Linked DNA regions of Homo sapiens: all the other regions are linked to region 1. Evidence: chromatin contacts called from ENCODE Hi-C or POLR2A ChIA-PET data. All regions are on one chromosome and are shown on one strand. Each heading gives the region's core, a stretch centred on a gene start or an enhancer-like site at or near the end of the contact. The rest is flanking DNA. Distances are from core to core; before and after follow the strand shown. Region 1 overlaps SYN3 (synapsin III). Region 2 holds the start of TIMP3 (TIMP metallopeptidase inhibitor 3). Region 3 overlaps SYN3 (synapsin III). Region 4 overlaps SYN3 (synapsin III).

Region 1 (3,032 bases), core at 365-2,864:
AGCATTTGGAGCACAGCACAAATTGTCTAAAGGTTGCTTCCAAAGCCTCCGGCGGCTAAGCCTGGCCCCAGCCCTTCCTCCTTGAAAATGTCTGGCTTAATGGGAAAGAATGTGGGCTGGCAATTCAGTCCCATTCAAGTCCACAAGCATCCACTGACCACCTGCAAATGCCAGGCCCTGGGCCCTGGGCACCTGGGGCTGAACAAGGTAGTCTCTGCCCTCAGGAGCTCATGGTCCAGTTAGGAAACAGTCATCTCACAGACAACCATAACACATGTTAGGGTAGCACTGGACTGGGGGCCCAGAGGAAGACACTGTACCTGTGCTGGAAGAATCAGAGAAGGCTTCCTGGAGGAAGGGACATCTGAGAAGAGCCCAACCCTCACCCAGTCACATCCAAATATGAAAGCCTTCATCCCATGGTGAAGCCTTCACCACACTAGCACCTCCTCATCCCTGTGGTCATGGGTTTGTCCACGCTTTAAGCTAAAGGTAGCTTTAAAATATTATTTAGTCCAGCTGTCATTTCAAAGAGACCCAGAGAGCTGAAGTGACTTTCTCATGGTTACCCAGCTGGATCTACTGAAAATATTGGGCATCTTTTATGTGAAGATTAATGTTTTCTTCTTGGGGATCCATTTCCAATCAGACCAACTGTCTGGGAAAGGGCACCAGCTGGTCATAAAAGTCAACCCAAAGGGGGATTCTTGGAGCTCCTTTTCTTCTGCCCCTTAGGCTGCAACCGTGGACCTGATCCTTGTGCAGCATCTCACAGTCTATGTGGGCTCCTGCAACCCGCTCAGTCCTCATAGCAACTCTGTGAACTGACCGTCACTTAACTTGTTTTACAGATAAGGAAACTGAGTTTGGACAACAATTCTTAAGAGGTGACTATGAAACTGAAAAATTGATTTCAAAAGTCAAAGAGCCCTGAGTCAACATCCAACTTCAAACTGGAAAGTCAATTTCATTACTTAGGAGTAACTGTTTCCTTGTCCTCTCCTCTTTTCTTTTATAAAATTGCCTTCTAAGCAGCAGGAATGACTGGTCGGCACCACGCTGGCTGGAGCGTCTTCTCTTTCCTGCCTTTTGATCCTGCCTCTGTCCTCCTCGCTCTCTTCCTGGCTTTCTGCCTCTATTCCTGTCTGCGTTTCTTTCTCCATATTGCTTTTTTCTCCCTTCTGCCTCTTATTCTCTCCCCACCTCTGTGTTTTTCTCTGCTCTCTATCTGGGTGTACGTGTCCGTTTCTCTCTCTGCCTCTGTCTCCTCTCTTCCCCTTCCCCTCCCAGGAAGGCTCTGCAGGTACTTGGAGGTGCCAAATACCTTTGCTGTGACTAACCCAGGGCCGTGCAGTGGCTGCGTCTTGCAGACCTCTCCGAGTTTCCAGTCACCAGTTCCCGGAGCAGTGGGAGGGGGAAGCTACTGAGGGAATCTGACAAGGCCCCTGCCCAAAGCTGCACATTCCCTGGACAAGAAAGGAAAGAGGATTACCAGAGAAGAGACAAACAGGAGGCATTGGTCAGTGACAGTCCGCCATCCACCCCCTCCACCCCCGAACATCTGGTTTGAAGACGGGTGGAGTCCCACCCTCCAGATGTGCGGCCTGAGGCTGAAGCAGCTGGCAGGAAAGACAGGCGGTGACTTCACAACCCACTTAAGCTGGGGGAGCTGAGGGTGTGCATGGGGAACAGGAGCCAATATCAGTGAAAGCAAAAGTCCAGGCTCTCCATCTGCTCTGGATGGGAAGCTGGGTGCTGGGAGCGCAGAGTTTAGAGAGAGAGAGACCCTCATCCCTGCTGGCTGGATTCAAATCCTGGCTCCTCCTGGTTCCTAGCAGTGAACTTCTGCACCACTGATTCCCTTTCCCAGCCCATCATTCCTAACCCGTCAGAAGAGTGCCGTTTCTTCCCTCACAGAGCCATCCTAACATTTTGATAAATGAAATCACTTCTCTGAAATGCCTAGCACAGAGTGCTGGGTGCCCCGTAAACATTGCTTTCCTTCCTTCACCTTCCAGAAAGTCTTCCTGGACAAGCCCGACTCCCCGGCTCTCCCACTCTCCTCTCTCTGCTCCCTGCCGGTCTCTGTGTGTCTTTTCTGCCTGGGTCTGCCCTCTTGTCAGACCACCCTGCTGCGTGGGCAATCGCCCACACCATCATTGTTCCTGAGCTTGCCCTTGGTGGTGGTGGTGGTGGTGTTAGTTCTCAGCGGGGTTTCTGCCCAACATCCTGTCTCCTTACCGACACAGTGAGCTGCTTCTCCGGGTTGACAGAGTCCTGCGGTAAGAGAGAGACACTCACAGTAGCATGTTGGGTGAAAGCATGGACTTGAGGGTCCACTAGACCCAAATTTGCATTTGACCGTCTCTTACTTATTAACCTGTGAAATGAAGATAAGGAGAGGATTGGGTTCTGAAGATTAAATAGATGAATTTCTTAGCACACTAGGCCCTCAGGAATGGTGACATTTAGCTATTATTACACGGCCTGTTAGCTCACTCGATACCCAGCATACTGTTAGGTAAGAAGCAGGCATTAATGAGTAGAGCTGGAATAACAGGGAACGGCTCTCATAGATCGCTTCCCGTTGGTGATTTGTCTATTACAATTTAGCTTGGACTGGGCTCCTGGGAGTGCCCAGTCTCTCAGACTCAGAATAATTTCTGGAATCATCTAGGTCTGCCATCCATTTCCACATTTTGAAGGGAAAAATGAGTCCCCAACGAGGGAAAGAGATTTGCTTAAACTTCTGGTAAACACGTTCATAGAGTTGTTTGTTCTCTATCAAAATGCAGAGAAGGTAGCATCTGCTCTTAACTCCTGAGGGCACTGATGTACAAGCCACTCTCTACAGTAGGTTTGCACTGAGAAGGGGGAGTGAGAGCAAGGGGTGGCCTGGGCACGAAAGGGGTCATCATCTCATGAATAATCCCTCCACCCGGCTGGTGTGGTACCTCTTATTCTCTCTGAAAATTCATTTGCTCAAGATCACGCAGGTAGTAGTGATGAGTCAGGATTCAAACCTAGGTCTG
Region 2 (3,032 bases), core at 316-2,815, 56 kb before region 1:
TTTATGACTGTACTTAAAACACACACGCTCCATTCTTCACCTCTGAATCGACACAGGCAGAGGGCGGCAAGGCTGTCCCACCCCACCGCCCAGCCCAGCCCAGTGCACACACACACACTCTCCCAGCAGAGCCACTGGACTTGCACGCTTTATGGGCTGGAAAGGAGGAGAGAGATGTTTCCCAGATGCCACTCCACCTTTAGCCATCCAAACACAAGTGTCCCAAACACTCCCAGACAAGCCTCCCAGGATGCTCTCGGGGCCCTCCATACACACTAAGGAGTAGGAGGTCTCTTTACAGGGTCTCTCTACTCAAGACACTAAGTCCAGTCTGGAACTGTCACCGTGATGTGACCCTTGGCAGGTTTGTTCTTTTGGTGACAAATCTGTTTTCCACTACCCATTCTCCCCCTCCCCACACACATTCAAGGGGGAAAAAAATAGCCTTCCTGTGAATTTTCACAGCTATGTGGTGAGTGACCCCTCGCACCTTCTGCTGGCTATCAACACTCTCAAACACAGTGCCTCCAGGGCGTGGGTCAATGCCACAGCTTTCTCCTCATTTTCCCCCTTAAATCCACCCAAACTTGGCAGTCCCAGAAGCTCGGTTAGCGCTTGCCTGGGAAGCCTGCAGCTGGGTTGGGTCTCAGTGAAAAGAATGAATTTCATAGGCGCAGGAGATGATGCAGACTCGGAGTACTCCAAGTTTCTCCTGCAACTTTCCGTGCACATGGCGGGCAACTTTTTTTTTTTTTTTTAACTATTCAATTTCCCAGCACTTTAGTTAGCATTCCAAGTTTTGGGAACCCTTTCCCCACCCTTCTCTTCTAGCCCTTCCTCCGTTAGTAGTGAATGGGGACATTTTCCAGATGTCAAAAGGACCGGTAGGAACCTCACGACCTAAGTTAGGAAAGCAAAGGCGGCCAGGGGCTCCCTCAGCCACTGTGAGTTTCCTCTGCAGGGCATCTTCCCCTCTCAGCTATGCCAGCGCCCCCGCCCAAGGACATCGAGTTTCTCCACTCCGCCCCAACCCCGTCTGCCCCTCTCCTGGGGCAGAGGAAAGGAGTGGGGCTCGCCCTGCCTCCCTAAGCAGCGCTGCAGTCCTGGCTGCAGCGTGGGGCTCGGGCGGGGCACCAGGAGCGCTTACCGATGTCGGAGTTGCAGAAGGCGTCCTGGGGGTGGCTGGGCGAGCATGTGCACGCCTCGGCGCCCCAGTCCCCCAGGCTCCAGCTGCCCAGGAGCACGATGAGCCCGAGCCAAGGGGTCATTGCCGCTGCTGCCGCCGCTGCCGGGGCTGCTGCTCGCCTCTCCAAAGTTGCCGTGCGCGCCGCCGGCGGGGCTGCTGCAGCCCGAGCTCGCTCGCCCGCCGGGCCGTGCGGGGCAACCTTGGCCTCCGGCGCGCTGCCCTCCGAGTGCCCGGCGGGACGGGATGGGGCGCAGCGAGGCTGCCTCGGCGCTGGCGCAGGACTCGGCGGGCGGCCTCCCGGCGAAGGAGCAGGAGCTGGAGGAGCAAGAGGAGGAGGAGAAGCCGTCTGAGCGCCCGCCGCCTGCCTGCTGCCCGCTCTGCGCCGCTGCCTGGGCGGCCGAGTGATATAGCGCTGGGCCCCCGGGGACCCCGCCTCGGGCTGTTGGGGCCCGCCCCCTCAGACCAATGGCAGAGCCGCATTACCTCATCGGCCCTCCAAAAAGGGGGCGGGGCCGGGGGCAAGGGGTAACGGGGCGGGGCCGCCCCCGGATCGTTCAGATCCTTATAGGGAATAATGCCGCCGTGGGCACGCGAGTGGGTGGGCTGGGGCGCGCCCGGGACCGGTGCTTGCCGCTGGGTCCTCGGAGCGGAGCCCTCGTGCCCCTTCTCGTCTGCGCCCTGGCCCCACGCCCACCTGGGCCACTGGGTGTCTCTGACCCAAACCAGAACCAACTAACACCCACCCACCCCAGCAGGACCGCTTCCACAGGTGAGGGGTGGCCATGTCCTAGAGACCTTGACTGTGCTTGGTGGAACCAGCGGGGGAATGCTAACTGCTACCCCTCCAGTTTCTCTGGAGAGAGCAGGCACAGAGGAGAAAGACCCAAACTCTCTCTCTTTCTCTCTCTCTCTGGTTCTTACTCTCTGGGATATGGGAAGCCATCTGCTGTTTGCAGCTGGCTATGATATATGATAGAAGACTGTTTTCTGTGCTCTCCCAGAGCAAACGGGGTTCTGTATTCATTCAACAAACACGGTTCAGGATGCTGGGTTAAGCAACACAAAGCCCTTGCCCCCGTGGACATCCATGAATGCACAGGGTGATTTTCTGTGATGCTAGGGCTATGAAGAAAACAAAACAGAGTTCTGGGTTGGACATGACTGGGGAGGGCCTGCTCTCTCTGCGATAGTAAGGGAAGGGCTCCCTGAAGTGCCATCCTCGCTGAGAAGTGGACAAAGACAAGGATCAGCTCTGGGGCAAGCCACAGGAGAGAGGTACCAGGCAGGGGGAACAGCAAGTGCAAAGACCCTGGGCATGTTTGAAAGACAGAAAGTAGAAAGGCAAGAGGAAGTGGTTCCCTGCCCATGGCTGACAGAGCTCCACCCTTCAGCAAGGGATTTGGGGGTGAGCTGATCCAAAACTGTAGTAAAACCAGGAGAACGATCCAGGATCCTAGACGACTAGCTATAATAGATGATTGCAGATAACTAACACAATTACTATCCTTATTATTGACATCTTGATTCTGCTTTGTATTTTTAAAAGCAGGATTCTGTATCTCACCGTATTATAGCTCTCACAATAATCTTTGTGGGTAGGAAAAGCAAGCACAAGTATCACTCCCACTTTCCAGATGAGGAACCGGCACAGAAAGATGGGATGATTGGTGGCCAGCCAGGAACTCGTCACCCCTTTCCACTGCTCCTTCCCATCTGAAGAGAGACATGCATTTCCCTGAACGTCAGCAGCTGTTCCATCTAACTGCAAATGGCCATTTGCAGCTGGGATCTTCCATCTTTCTACACTTTTGTCTCTTTCCCTTTCTCTTCCGCTTCATCCTGTTAG
Region 3 (3,032 bases), core at 166-2,665, 45 kb after region 1:
GTGTTACCAAAATATTGAAAATAAATACATGAATTTATTCCTGAAAGAAAATCAAGAAAATACTTAAATCACACACACAAAAATAAGTTCCTCAGTATGGTTTTCTTTGTGTTTTTTCTTCTTATTTCAGGTTCATTGAGCTTCTTGGGTTTAAAATTTCCATTGTTTGGAAACATTTTTTTCATTAATATTTTCATAATTTTTTCTGTACTCCCCTCTCTTCTTCTGGGATTCCAATAACACATAATGTCAGACTGTTTGCTATTGTTCCACAGCTCACTGCGGCACTGTTTGTTTTGTTTTGTTTTTCTGTGCTTTATATTGGGTAGATTCTATTGCTACAGCTTCAACTTCAGTTGTCTTCTATAGTATATAATTTGCATTTAATTTCACTTAAATGTATTTTTCATTTCAGATATTATATGTTTTATCTCTATAAATTCTATGAGCATCCTTTTACATCTTTAACCTCTTTCTTCATCAGCTTCATGTTTTTCTTTATATCCTTGGACATATTTGTAAGACTTAATAGCAGCTTTTTAATGGTCCTTGTCTACAAATTCAACCTTCTTATAATTTCTTGATCTGATTCTGTTGATTCATTTTTCTCCTGGTTATGGGTTATATTTTTCTGCTTTCTTACATACCTGGTAATTTTTTACTGGATGCTGGGTATTGTGATTTTTATGTTCTTAGGTGGTGGATTTTGTTGTGTGTATTTCAAGAATACTAGATTTTGTTCTGATGAGCAGTTAAGTAATTGCATCAGTGGGAGGGCAGTTTCTGTAACAGCTAATTATTCATGGATGGAATCACAAGTCCTCATTGAAGCTTTTTAAGCAAGAGTGTGACTCAATCAACTGTGTGTGTTTCTTTAAAAATCAGTCTTATTATTACTCTGCAGAGAACAGATTAGAAACAACAGTGGATTCTAGAAGGCTAATTCTGAGTCTGTTGAGAAAAGTGATCATGTTGACTTGCTTTCAGGGAAGCAGCAGTTAAGATGGGGCATATTTAAAATATGTTTAGAATTTATAGGACTTAGGGATTGATTGAATGAATATGAGGAGTTAACGAGGGAGAAGTAGTTATCGAGGATGATTCCCATTTCTGGAATGAGCAACTGAGTAAATGATGGTGTCACTTATTCTAACAGAACAGTGGAAATTTGGGGTGAAAAACCATGAGATCTGTTTTGAAGATGCGTTACCTATGAGACATCCAAGTGGTTGATGTTAGGCAGGCTGCTGGTCTGAAGTTCAATACAGAAATCTGGGCTGAGGCTGCTTCCTATTACATGGTGTTTAAAGCTATTTTTCATTTACAGCCTAGAAGCACTGGCCATATGAGTGCTTGTCTAATCCCCTAGAATTGTGAGGTCTTAGAGGGCTGGCTTGATGTGTTTTCCTCTTGTGTTGGCTGATGCATTGGTTGGCACGTGACCGGTGCTTAGTGAGTGTTTATGAAAGGGACAATAGCTGTTGGGGACTCCTTTTTTCATGTTTCTGAGTTTCCCCTTGCCTCCTGGTTGTCTAAAATGTTGCCTTAAATTTCATTGTTCTTGTTTGTTTTTCTAGTCCAGGCAGACTTTTCAAATTAGCATGTTAGTCATTTGTGGAGGGTCATGACCCTCCCTTGTTTACAATAGGGCCGTATTATGTCAGCTCAGAGATCCTATCCTGGAGCTGGAGTTGGGACCAGATAATGCAGGAGCCACATCCCTTCCAGGGAGGCTGCTGTCCAAGGCTTGGGCTACTTGGGCAAAATCTCTCAGATTCCCAAGGGATACTTTAAGCCTGTGGAATTTCACAGACTTCACATGAGCTTAAGACTCTTATAGTCTCCATAGTCAATCCCTGAGTTAACCTGAAAGTTGCCCAAAGGAGGGAGGAGTCAAGCCTATTTTAAAAAGAGGAAGCATCTGAAAGCCTTGGAATTCAGAGACCGTATACAAAATTTCAGGCAGAAATTTTCGATTGTTGGAACAAGCTTTGTTCTAGGAGCAGAGAACCTGAGTTCCGGGCCTGAGATTCATTGTATAATATTGAGAGAACAACTTCCCTTCTCTGGTCCCATTATCCCCCATCTAAAACTAAGAAGATTGGATTCGATGACCTCAAAGTGCTCTTCTATTTATTACATTCAGAGGAATTCTATGTCCTGGGCGGTATGAGTCATAGACCTTGCCTCAAGGTGCTTAAAATTCTAGAACTGAGATGAGAGGTAGACTCTGATATTCCCATTAAGACAGACACCCTGTTTCCTACAAATGCACTTGTATACAAATCTCTCTAGAGGAGAGGCCCTGTAGATGAAAAACAGAATCTTACTTTGGACTTCACAAGTAAAACAGCTTTTAGAATTTTACAGCTTTATCCAGAAATGAATCTTGTATCTTTTTTGTCTATCCTCATCTTTTGAAGGTAAACAAATTGGGCCCCGAGAGCAATGTGACTTGGTCAAGGTCACACAGTGAGTCCATGGTAGAGCCTAACTCAGCACCTACCCCCATCCCTGCACACACACCACCCTAAATCTCATCAAAACTGTTTCTCCACCACTCTCTCCCTTTTGGCACCACCTCCTGTCTCTGCAAGCTCTGCTGTCTCTGCAGTGGAACATTCCTGCACAGAGGGGATTAAAAGAGCAGGGGTGGAATGCTAAGCCTCCCTGCCCATTGGCAAGAGCATTTCTCCTGAACTGAGCCCAGCAGGGTTCAGGGGAGCCCAACGGCCCATGTGGAGGTCTGGGTTGTCAGAACCAACTTCAGCCTACATGCCAGGGGCTGTCCACACCCTGCCCTCCATCACGTAAAGCCCCCCAAAACAAGTACTCCATGGTGGGGGCACTGTGGAGTTTGGGTGTTGTCCTGGAGTCTTTCTGGGCCAACTCTGTCAATGTGCTCCGCCAAGCTCAATGGAGCCACTGGAGACCCTGGGCCAAGCTCTGTGGGAAGCCCGGCCAAGTTTCAGAGCGTCTAGCGCCAAGGCTGAATGTCTGGTTCAGTGGAGAGTAAGTCCAGATGTTTGTCT
Region 4 (3,032 bases), core at 384-2,883, 35 kb before region 1:
TGAGACCAGCCTGACCAACATGGTAAAACCCCGTCTCTATTAAAAATACAAAATTAGCCGAGCGTGGTGGCACCCGCCTGTAATCCCAGCTACTTGGGAGGCTGAGGCAAGAGAATCGCTTGAAACCAGGAGGCAGAGTTTGCAGTGAGCCGAGATCATGCCATTGCACTCCAGCCTGGGCGACAAGGTGAAACTTTGTCAAAAAAAAAAAAAAATTACAGAGCCTGAAACTTATTTTGTTTCCTTCTTACTATGGAATTTTCCTTCAGAAAAAAAGTTCTGAAGGGGAAAAAACAACCTTCTGAGAAGATAGAAAGAGGAGAACACATGGAAGGAAAACTTCATTGCGAAATAAGAAATCTTTGACATTGCTTGTCTGTTCTGTTTAAAAAAGAAAACTGTTTTGTAAGAGAATGAAAAAGGAGGAGGAGAAGCATAGTCTGCTGTAAATCTACTCAGTAATCCAATTCTCTGTGCCCAAGAATCCTAAGGCAGTCCTGGAGGAGAAAAGTATCAGAAAATGAACTGGGAGACTCTCAAATAGCAATTGTGTCTCAGCCCTAGCTCAGCCAATCAACAACAACAACAATAATAATAATAATATTAATAATAATAATAATATTAGCAAACACCTAAGTAACACCTCCTTAGGTGTTTGCTAATATAATAATAATAGCAAACACCTAAGTAACACCTACTATGTGCCAAGCACTGATATAAACATTTTATTATTAATTCCTTTAAGCCTGAGCCCAGCCCTGTGGGGTAAGTGCATTATCGTAATGCCAATTTATAGGTGGGGAAAACTGAAACCCAGAGAGGTTAGGTAACTCGTCCAAGGCCATGTAGCCTATTGGTGATAGAGTCAGGATTTAAACCCACATAGCCTTGCTCCCTAAGCTTTGTGTCCTTAACCACCATCATCTATTCAGGCTCTCAGGGATTTATTGAGGATGTACTTGTTCTATAAGGTACTATGCTAGGCACCATGAGGGTGAGAGGGAGGATGATGGAGGAGTCAGATAAGAGTGAATTCCTAAAAGATGGCACTTCCCAGTGAGTCCATTTTCTGTCTGTGGAACCTTGGACAAGACTACGAGCTATTGAGCCTTGCAGGTCTTGGTAGTTCCAGGGCTTTATACAATTTAAAAGGATTTGTTTATTGAAAGGAGGGATGCAGAGAAGGAAGAAGGGAGGAAGGGAGGATGGAAGGGAGGGAGGGAGGAAGGGAGGGAGGGAGGGAGGGGAAAGAAAGAAAAAAGAGAGAGAGAAAGAAAGAAAGAAGGGGGTGAGAGAGAGGAAGGAAGGAGGGAAGGAAGGAAGGAAGGAAGGAAGGAAGGAAGGAAGGAAGGAAAGGAAGGAAGGAAGGAAGGAAGCAAGGAAGGCAGGCAGGCAGGCAGGCAATAATACCAAGTTGCTCTCATTAAGTGCTTATTACGCTGGGTACTGCTAAGTGCCTTACCTACATGAAATCATTTAATCCTTATAATAACAAGCCTACATTGTGGTTAATATTATTATTACCTCCATTTTAAGGATAAAGAAACTAAGGCACAGGAAGTTCAGTAGATTGTCCAAGGTCATGCAGCTGGTAAGTCAGGGAGCCAGGATTCCAACCATGCAGTGTTATTTCAGTGCCCAGGCTCTGAGCCAGTGACGAAAACAGCAAATATTTGAGGTCAAGGTGTAATCCCTCCCATATGCAAGGCACCTGGTGAATTACAAAGCTCTTTGTGGAAAGGCTTCCAAGGGTGGAGATGGGGGCAGAAATTTCCAGGGTCCTCAGCCAGAGATTCTCTGATAACACAGGTAGAAAATACCAAGGGCTGCAGAGATGCGAAAAGGAAACCAGAGCGGCCAACAGCGCACTGCACAGAGGCCCTCTGGTTTTAGAGTCAACTCAGGTGCTGCTCTGTCTCCATCTCCTACAGCAGTTGTCCGATCACCTGTAATTTTAGCCCCCAGAACAACACTCCTGAGACACTTCTCTCATTCACCTCCCGGCACCCCCCAGGGCCAGCTTCAGCCCGTGAAATTCCAGCACAGTTCAGCAAAGCACAGACCAGACATGGCGTCCCACACCAGTGAGCTGGCAGCTGCTTCCTTTGTAACCAGACAGGTACACAAAGAAAAGCAGAGATCAGGGCAGAAGGCTTCGGGCTCAGTCAGGGCAGGCCATTTCTGTTTTTTTTCTCTTTTTTTCTCTCTCTTTTTTTTTTTGAGACAGAATCTCACTCTGTCACCCAGGCTGGAGTGCAGTGGCGCAATCTCAGCTCACTGCAATCTTTAGGGCAGGCCATTTCTCTGTGGGCCTTGGCAAGGCCTGGAGGCAGATGCAGAGGTTTGCACCGCCTCACCATAAAAGGGAGCGCTTTGTTCCTGCTCCCCTGCTGTGTTTGGCTTTTCTGCCCAGGTTATCCCAGGGCAGAATGGAGGTTCGAGTACTTGCCCAACCTGGACCCTTGATGGTACTAAAGCGTGGAGGAGTCGCTAGCAAGGACATCACGGTAGTAACCTGCAAAGTACGTAAGGTCCTGTTTTTCCTATTCATGCATCCCCTGGGGAGACTGGGCATTTGGGAGAAAAGCACAGCTTGGGTTTGATTCCCAGCTCTGCAACTAGCCAGCTGAGTGCCCCTGGGTAAGTCATTACACTGCTCAGAGCCAAGGTTTCCTCTCTTGTAAAGTGGGAATAATAATGCCCGCTTCGGAGAGTTGCAGCGAAGATTAAATGAGACAATCTGGTTTGTGGAAGAAACTTAATGAGGGGTGACTAGTGATGTCTCTTGTATGGTTGCTTCATAGATTTGTTTGTTTGTTTTTGTTTTTCGAGACAGAATCTCACGCTGTTGCCCAGGCTGGAGTGCAGTGGCGCCATCTCGGCTCACTGCAACCTCCGCCTCCCAGGTTCAAGTGATTGTCCTGCCTCAGCCTCCTGAGTAGCTGGGACTGCAGGCGTGTACCATCATGCCCGGCTAATTTGTGTATTTTTAGTAGAGATGGGTTTTTGCCATGTTGTCCAGGCTGGTCTCA

The links. A loop is a pair of places that touch in the nucleus more often than their neighbours do. ChIA-PET counts read pairs that join two places held with the same protein, here RNA polymerase II (POLR2A). Pooled maps may share reads with other maps.
Region 2: a loop to region 1 is called in a map of HCT116, with 3 times the contacts of the local background. The contact joins the promoter of TIMP3 here to the enhancer-like site in region 1. A Hi-C loop is called at or near these places in 2 of 168 maps with a recorded cell type or tissue (GM12878 and HCT116). POLR2A ChIA-PET finds 5 or more read pairs at or near these places in 2 of 52 experiments (AG04450 and HepG2).
Region 3: a map of heart right ventricle shows a loop between it and region 1 (2.1-fold over the local background). The contact joins two enhancer-like sites. A Hi-C loop is called at or near these places in 5 of 168 maps with a recorded cell type or tissue (CD14-positive monocyte, HepG2, Right ventricle myocardium inferior and 2 more) and 2 of 50 pooled maps. POLR2A ChIA-PET finds 5 or more read pairs at or near these places in 3 of 52 experiments (K562, MCF 10A and PC-9).
Region 4: POLR2A ChIA-PET joins it to region 1 with 13 read pairs in HEK293. The contact joins two enhancer-like sites. A Hi-C loop is called at or near these places in 3 of 168 maps with a recorded cell type or tissue (GM12878, HepG2 and Right ventricle myocardium inferior). POLR2A ChIA-PET finds 5 or more read pairs at or near these places in 3 of 52 experiments (HEK293, HepG2 and PC-9).

What each region holds. Positions count from the first base shown.
Region 1 is chr22:32,743,918-32,746,949 of GRCh38, reverse strand. All of the region lies in intron 6 of SYN3 (synapsin III), which reads left to right. Among named protein-coding and RNA genes, the nearest start is that of TIMP3, 56 kb to the left of the region's middle. Within about 2 kb of position 1,614, at least 10 of the 41 ENCODE cell types and tissues checked have a DNase peak (open chromatin) inside an H3K27ac peak, as active enhancers do; they include HCT116, PC-9 and heart right ventricle, where a contact is called at or near this core.
Region 2 is chr22:32,800,238-32,803,269 of GRCh38, reverse strand. It overlaps TIMP3 (TIMP metallopeptidase inhibitor 3), which reads right to left and starts at 1,565. Exons shown (of 5, transcript NM_000362.5): 1 at 1,148-1,565. The coding sequence starts at 1,268. All of the region lies in intron 6 of SYN3 (synapsin III), which reads left to right.
Region 3 is chr22:32,699,016-32,702,047 of GRCh38, reverse strand. All of the region lies in intron 6 of SYN3 (synapsin III), which reads left to right. Among named protein-coding and RNA genes, the nearest start is that of TIMP3, 100 kb to the left of the region's middle. Within about 2 kb of position 1,415, at least 9 of the 41 ENCODE cell types and tissues checked have a DNase peak (open chromatin) inside an H3K27ac peak, as active enhancers do; they include PC-9 and heart right ventricle, where a contact is called at or near this core.
Region 4 is chr22:32,779,257-32,782,288 of GRCh38, reverse strand. All of the region lies in intron 6 of SYN3 (synapsin III), which reads left to right. Among named protein-coding and RNA genes, the nearest start is that of TIMP3, 21 kb to the left of the region's middle. Within about 2 kb of position 1,633, at least 6 of the 41 ENCODE cell types and tissues checked have a DNase peak (open chromatin) inside an H3K27ac peak, as active enhancers do; they include PC-9, where a contact is called at or near this core.